Linked DNA regions of Homo sapiens: region 1 is linked to region 2. A link is a contact called in ENCODE Hi-C or POLR2A ChIA-PET data. All regions are on one chromosome and are shown on one strand. Each heading gives the region's core, a stretch centred on a gene start or an enhancer-like site at or near the end of the contact. The rest is flanking DNA. Distances are from core to core; before and after follow the strand shown.

Evidence for each region. A loop is a pair of places that touch in the nucleus more often than their neighbours do. ChIA-PET counts read pairs that join two places held with the same protein, here RNA polymerase II (POLR2A). Pooled maps may share reads with other maps.
Region 1: a map of naive thymus-derived CD4-positive, alpha-beta T cell shows a loop between it and region 2 (11-fold over the local background). The contact joins the promoter of SLX4 here to the promoter of SEC14L5 in region 2. A Hi-C loop is called at or near these places in 1 of 168 maps with a recorded cell type or tissue (naive thymus-derived CD4-positive, alpha-beta T cell) and 4 of 50 pooled maps. POLR2A ChIA-PET finds 5 or more read pairs at or near these places in 1 of 52 experiments (activated CD4-positive, alpha-beta T cell).

The regions. Positions count from the first base shown.
Region 1 is chr16:3,610,347-3,613,532 of GRCh38, forward strand. SLX4 (SLX4 structure-specific endonuclease subunit) reads right to left here and starts at 1,260. Exons shown (of 15, transcript NM_032444.4): 1 at 1,214-1,260. It also overlaps a transcript of DNASE1 not described here. RefSeq lists a silencer at 1,118-1,467 and an enhancer at 1,508-1,577.
Region 2 is chr16:4,956,712-4,959,900 of GRCh38, forward strand. SEC14L5 (SEC14 like lipid binding 5) reads left to right here and starts at 1,619. Exons shown (of 16, transcript NM_014692.2): 1 at 1,619-1,734; 2 at 2,562-2,675. The coding sequence starts at 2,613. RefSeq lists silencers at 1,504-1,713, 1,512-1,807 and an enhancer at 1,611-2,146.

The DNA of each region.
Region 1 (3,186 bases), core at 10-2,509, 1.3 Mb before region 2:
ATCCCCGTTAATCCCTATCATCGCCCACTGTTTTCACAATGGCATCTGTCATAGGTTATCATCATATGAAACAGGTAATATCTATCGAATGCTTACTGTGTGCCAAGCACTGTTCCAATTGCTTTCCAAGTCAAACTCGTTTAATCCTTACAAGAAGCCTATATGGTGGAATCTCTTGTCATCCTGTCTTTACGGCAAGGAAACACGCGCAAGCAGAATGAGGAACTGGCCTAAAGCCAGTTCAGGAACAGCTTTCACAGTGGCAGGGCTGGGATCAAACCCAGGAAGTGTGGTTCGAAACTATCCGCTCTTGTGTTTTTATTCATCGGCTTATTATCTGTCCCCCATTAAGCTCAACACTTCAGGAGGGTAGAGATCCATCTATTACTTTGCAACCTCTTTGGCTGATCTGGTGCCTGACTTGAAATAAGTGCTCCACAACTACTTGTTGAATTCATGAATTGCAAAGAGTTCGGTATAATGGGAGTAGAGAGAAAGGTGTAGGAGAAAACGCTGCGGGGAGAGGAAAGGATTGGCTCACAAGGGCCTGGAAGGTCAGGCTAGGCAAAGTGAATTTTATCCTGTTGGATGCGGGGAGCGGCTGGAACAAATTCCACCTCCACAACTGTGTTGATCTCCGCATCTCTGTTGATATGAACCTCACAACAGTCTATCTCCTCCTATAGGTGCCCAGTCAAGATTTACTGAATGACATAACGGATCCTGCAAGCCTGCAGGTTTCCAGAGGGAAGGGGACTTGTGCCTCCTTGCTTCGTACCTACCGCAGCCCACGGCTCACAGCAGGCGAGGGATGAATGAATGGATCGGTAAGGGGCGGACCCTCCCGCTTCCCCCAACCCGGCGACCTACGGAAAGGGGCTGAGGGGTTCCCCGTCTGGGAAAAGGGCTGCCAAAGACTCTAACGGCTCTAAAGTCAGACGGAGAACCCCGATCCCCGGACTGGCCCGGACGGAGACCACCGTGGGGATCCGGATCCGCCACCCTCCTCCCTCCAGGCGGGCCCCGGCCCCTCTCCACCCGAGTGCGGCTCCTGCCTCTCCGTCGGGGCTGCGGGCCTGCCGAGGCCACGGAGCCAGCGAGGGAGACGGGCGAGAAAGGCTCTTCTCCCTTAGGAAAGAGAGAACGGCCCGAAATGACAGGACCTCCGCCTCCCGGGTGCCGACTCCCAGCCCCACAGCCCGGCTCCTCCTACCTCCGGCGCCGCCGCGGCACCTTCTTAACGGAGACTCGCGCGCCTGCGCATGCGCCGCCCGCGCCCCCGCGGAGCATTGCCTGCGCGCAGGCGCAGAGCGGGCGCGCGCGGTGGTGCGGCAGCCTCGCTTCCGGTCTTCCTCTGCGGCGCCGGGCGCGGGCCCGCGGCGGCCAGCGCTTCCGGTCGGCAGGAGGCGGGGCGAGGCGGAAGCGGCGCTTGCTTCAGGTGGAGTCTGTTAGTTTTTGAGAAAGAGTTAGGGCGAGTTTAAGGCACTGTGGCAGCTGTGAGATAAAGTCTGGTTCCTCCCCAGCTGGCTCAGGAAATGTTCGCGGATACAACGGCGGCCCCCTCTGGGCATACCTGCCTGTGGAGCGGAGAGTGGACGGTGTGAGGGGGACCGGGAGAGGCACCAAATCTGGCCTGGGGGCCCGAGAAGCTTCCTCTCAGGTGGGGTGGCGTGAGAGTCGAGGCCTGGAGGTCGGGGAGGGTTAGCTACGTGAAGAGGGGATTCTGCCGCGCTTCAGGTGCCTGGAGGGGATGCCCGAGCTCTTCCGCAGGGCTAGGGTGAAGCCAGCCAGGGCCTGGGGGAAAGGTAGCAGAGGTTTGCCATGGCTTGGTATTTGAGGGACTTTACACATCGTATTAAGGGTTTGAGCTTCAACTTGGGGTCGTCGGGAGCCATTGAAGGTTTTTTGTTGTTTGTTTTTTGAGACGGGGTTTTGCTCTTGTTGCCCAGGCTGGGGTGCAGTGGCGCGATCTCGGCTCACTGCAACCTCTGTCTCCCGGGTTCGAGCGGTTCTTGTGCCTCACCTTCCCAAGTAGCTGGGATTACAGGCGCCAGTCACCACGCCCAGCTAATTTTTGTGTTTTTAGTAGAGACTAGGTTTCACTCTGTTGCCCAGGCTGGTCTCCAACTCCTGACCTCAGGTGATCCGCCCGCCTCGGCCTCCCAAAGTGGTGGGATTACAGGCGTGAGCCACCGCTCACGGCTTTTTTTTTTTTTTTTTTTAAGTAGAGACGGGCGGTGGGGGCGGGGGGGGGAGTCTCACTATGTTGCCCAGGCTGGTCTCGAGCCCTGGCCGCAAGAGATCCTCCCGCCTCGGCCTCCCAAAGCGCTGAGATTACAGGCGTGAGCCACCACGCCCGGCGTAAGATTTTGTTTTTAAAGGCCTAATTACAGTGAGAACAGATGAGGCAAGGACACCCATTAGGAGGCTATTACATAATCTAGATGAAAAGTGAGAGCGGCCCGAATTAGGAGGTGGAGCGAAAAGAATGGAGAAATATGGAGCATAGTCAAGACGCAGTTGTTAACGATTTGCCGGTTTCTGGCCTTAACATCTGAGAGTAGTGTGCCTCCAGTCACTGAAATAATGAACACAGGAGAGGTGTAAAGGAATCAGTTTGCAGGGCAGACAATATGTTTTTTAAAAGATACAGTATCATAAAATGCACACTAGAAGTGTACATTCAGTGGTTTCCAGTACGTTCACAGGATTTGCAGCCATCGTCGCTAATTCCAGAACGTTTTAAAACCCCAAATCGAACCTGCCGTACCCATTCGTAGTCACTCCGCAATTCCCCCGACCCCATCCCCTGGCAATCACTTATCGGCTTTCTGTCTCTGTGGTTTTGCGTATTCAGTACATTTTATGTAAATGGGATCATGTGATACTTGGCTTTTTCTGCTGGGCTTTTATTAAGCATGTTTTCAAGATTTCATCCATGTAGATGAATCAGTACTGCATGCCTTTTCATGGCTGCATAATCACGTGTTTGGATGGACCATGTTTTGTTTATCCATGTATCAGGTGATGGGCATATGGATGTTTTTACTTTTTGGCTGTTAGAAATAATGCTGCTATGAACATTCGTGTTCATAACACAAGTTTTTGTGTTCTAGGAGTGGAATTACTGGGTAAGACTACATTTGATTCTGAATGTTGAGCTTCAAAACCTTCCAAGAGGTTTTC
Region 2 (3,189 bases), core at 369-2,868:
TAGGTGCTCAGTAAATGTTGAATGAGTGAATACATGGATGACAGCACTGTCCAGAGCCAATTTCTTGGGTCTTGTAGGCTAAACAGATGAGGAGTGGCAAGGCAGGACTTCTGGGAGCAAGGTTGGTCCCCTGGGAGTCCTGGGAGGGCTGAAAGGGGTTAAGTGTGAGTTAAAATGAGAGTGATGGACAAATGTCACTCTCCCAAGGGAGGCCCCCTTACTCCCTGTTTTATTTATTTATTTACTTATTTATTTTGAGACCGAGTCTTGCTTTGTTGCCCAGGCTGGAGTGCAGTGGCCAGGTAACAGCTCACTGCAGCTTTGAACTTCTGGGCTCAAGGGATCCTCCTGCCTCAGCCTCTTGAGTAGCTGGGACCACAGGCACGTGCCAACACGCCTGGCTAATTTTTTTTTTTTTTTTTTGCGACGGAGCTTTGTTCTTCTTGCCCAGGCTGGAGTGCAGTGGCGCAGTCTCGGCTCACTGCAACCTCCGCCTCCTTGATTCAAGCGATTCTCCTGCCTCAGCCTCCCGAGTAGCTGAGATTACAGGTATACGCCACCATGCCCGGCTAATTTTGTATTTTAGTAGAGACGGGGTTTCCTCATATTGGCCATGCTGTTCTCGAACTCCTGACCTCAGCTGATCTGCCTGCCTTGGCCTCTCAGTGTGCTGGGATTACAGGCGTGAGCCACCGCGCCCTGCCTAAACTAAAAAAAAATTTTTTTGTAGAGATAGGTTCTTGCTATGTTACCCAGGGTGGTCTCCAACTCCTGGGTTCAAGCGGTCCTCCCGCTTCCGCCTCCTAAAGTGTTTGGATTACAGGCGTGAGACATGGCGCCCGGCCTCTTACCTGTTTTAAATTGTCCTTTCTCTCCGCTGGCTCCTTGAGCCCCTTTCCTGCTTATTTTTCTCTCGTTAGAGTTTTTCACTACCTCACACATCATATATTTGCCTTATTTATTGAGTGTCTGTCTCCCCACCGTAGTATAAACTCCACGAGGGCAGGGATTCGTGCGTGTGGCTCACCGGCGGCTCTCCAGCGCCTGGACAGGGCTGACCCCCAGCAGGCGCTCTGTGAAGGTGTGCAGAGTGGGCGAAGGTGCATGCGCGGGCCGTGGGGCGGGGACAGGTGGAGGAGCCAGTCAGACCCAAGTGCAGCGGGACGAGGGCGAGGTTAATCTGAGCAAGAAAAGCGTAAATTCTGCTTATCTACAAATGTAAACAGTACTGTCGGCCAGACGCAGGGTCCGGGGCGGGTCGGCCCGGACTCAGGGTCTGCTTGGAGGCAGAGCTAGATTAGGGCGGGGTCGTCCTGTGGCCTACCATTCCCCGAGGCTGAGGGCCTTGGAGGGCGGGGCCAGTGAAGGGGGAGGGGACTTCCTGAGGTGTGACCAATCTAGAGAAAGGACTGGGCTGAGGGCGTGGTCAAACAAGCGACATCTAAAAATAAGGGGCGGGGCTAGAACCAGGGGGAGTTCGCCTGGGGCGGGGCCAGAGTGGGGCGGGACCAGTTAGGGGGCAGGGCCAACCTGGGCGGGGCCATGGCCGGGGACGTGGGCGGGACCAGGTCAGGGGCGGGGCCAGGCCAGGATCTCCGCTGTCCCGGGTCCTGGAGCTCTCTCGGCCCGGCAGGTTTCGCTCCCGCCCCTCCGGCCTTCCACAGCTGTCCTGGCCGCAGGGTGTTCAAGGCGGGACACACCAGGCTAGAGATCCGCGATCGGGCCCCGCCTCAGGTACTGCGCTCCAGGCCAGGCGGGCGCGGGTAAGCGCTCAGCTCCCGAGCCAGGCGGGCTTCCAGGGCACTTCCCCTAGGCTGCATTCCCAAAGGCTCCCGAGGGCGAGGGTGAGCAAAGCTGCGGGGACCTGTGTGTGCATGCGTGTGCGATTGCCTCTACGTGTGTGTACGTGTGTGTGCATGTGCGCACGGGTGTGTGTGCGTGTGTGCACGTCTGTGCACACCAGGGGAATTGCGTGCGTGGAGCTGGGCAGGTGCGTGTTTCAGGGTGTGTGTGCAAAGTTGGAGGCGTGTGCAAAAGCAGTCCCGTGTGGGAGGGAAACCTGCGTGTGTACATGTGTGTGATAGAGACAGTGCCTGTGAAATGTGGTGAAGGCTGTGTGTGTATGTCAGGGTGTCTGGGAGGAAAATGGGAGGGCAGGTGCAAGGAGACTCGGGGGTGGGCTGTAGGCCAGCAAGTCTGTGGCAAGCTGCGGGGTGCATGCGTGAATAGAACCGTGGGAGTGTAAGAATTGCAAATGTGTGTGTGTCTGTGTGGGTGGCCGTAAGGCTTCTGGGGGCCCTCAGTGTGAAGGGGTGGGGGTAGAGGAAAGTTTGGGGGTGCTGACTGCTCTTGGAAGGCTGAGCGTGGTCTGGGGCCATGGCTAATGACAGGGAAGCTGTTGGGGCTTGGCCTGGAGTAATTTGGGGGGAATATCAGCCTTCTCAATTTGAAGGCTGGGGAGCTGTGTGGGTGGGGCCAGGGGCTGCCCCTTACACTTGGTGGGTGGTGTCCCTGCTTCCCGAGGTGGGAGCTGCAACCTCACCAGTCACTCCTCGCCCCAGGCTCTGTGCACACCCCTGCCTGGTGACCTCCATTGGTGCTCCAGCGTGAACATGGTGCAAAGATACCAGTCTCCTGTCCGAGTCTACAAGTACCCGTTTGAGCTGGTCATGGCGGTGAGTGACTCCTGATTCTTGGGCCCCCATGTGACAGTTGGAGGGGCTTGAGATCAGCTATGGCGGTAGGAAGACGGAGCTCCTTAGACTCCCAGATCAGAAGGAATTAGTGAGTTACTCAGCTGACCTGGTGGGTTTAACTTCTATCCAGTGACCTCTCTGTCCAACCATCCTATCCTCGGCCCAGTGACCAAAACACAAAGTCTTTCTTCCTTCTCCTTGTTGAAGCTGACCTGCTCCCTTACTTTAGACTCTCCTGATAGAAAACAAAGGTATCAGGGGCCAAGCCACTGCTGTCATTTCATATAATGGCATATCACAGTGATAAATGGAATGGTGGTGATAATGACAACAGCTGTTTATTGAATGTTTACAGCACTGTCTTAACAGATGATGTTTCTTCCAATTCCCGATAGCTGTTATTTTCCCATGTAACCTCCATGAAACTGAGGCTTTGACAGGTGAAGGGATGACACTAAGTTCTGTATCTACGCAGAGGTGGAGTCGGGGCTGA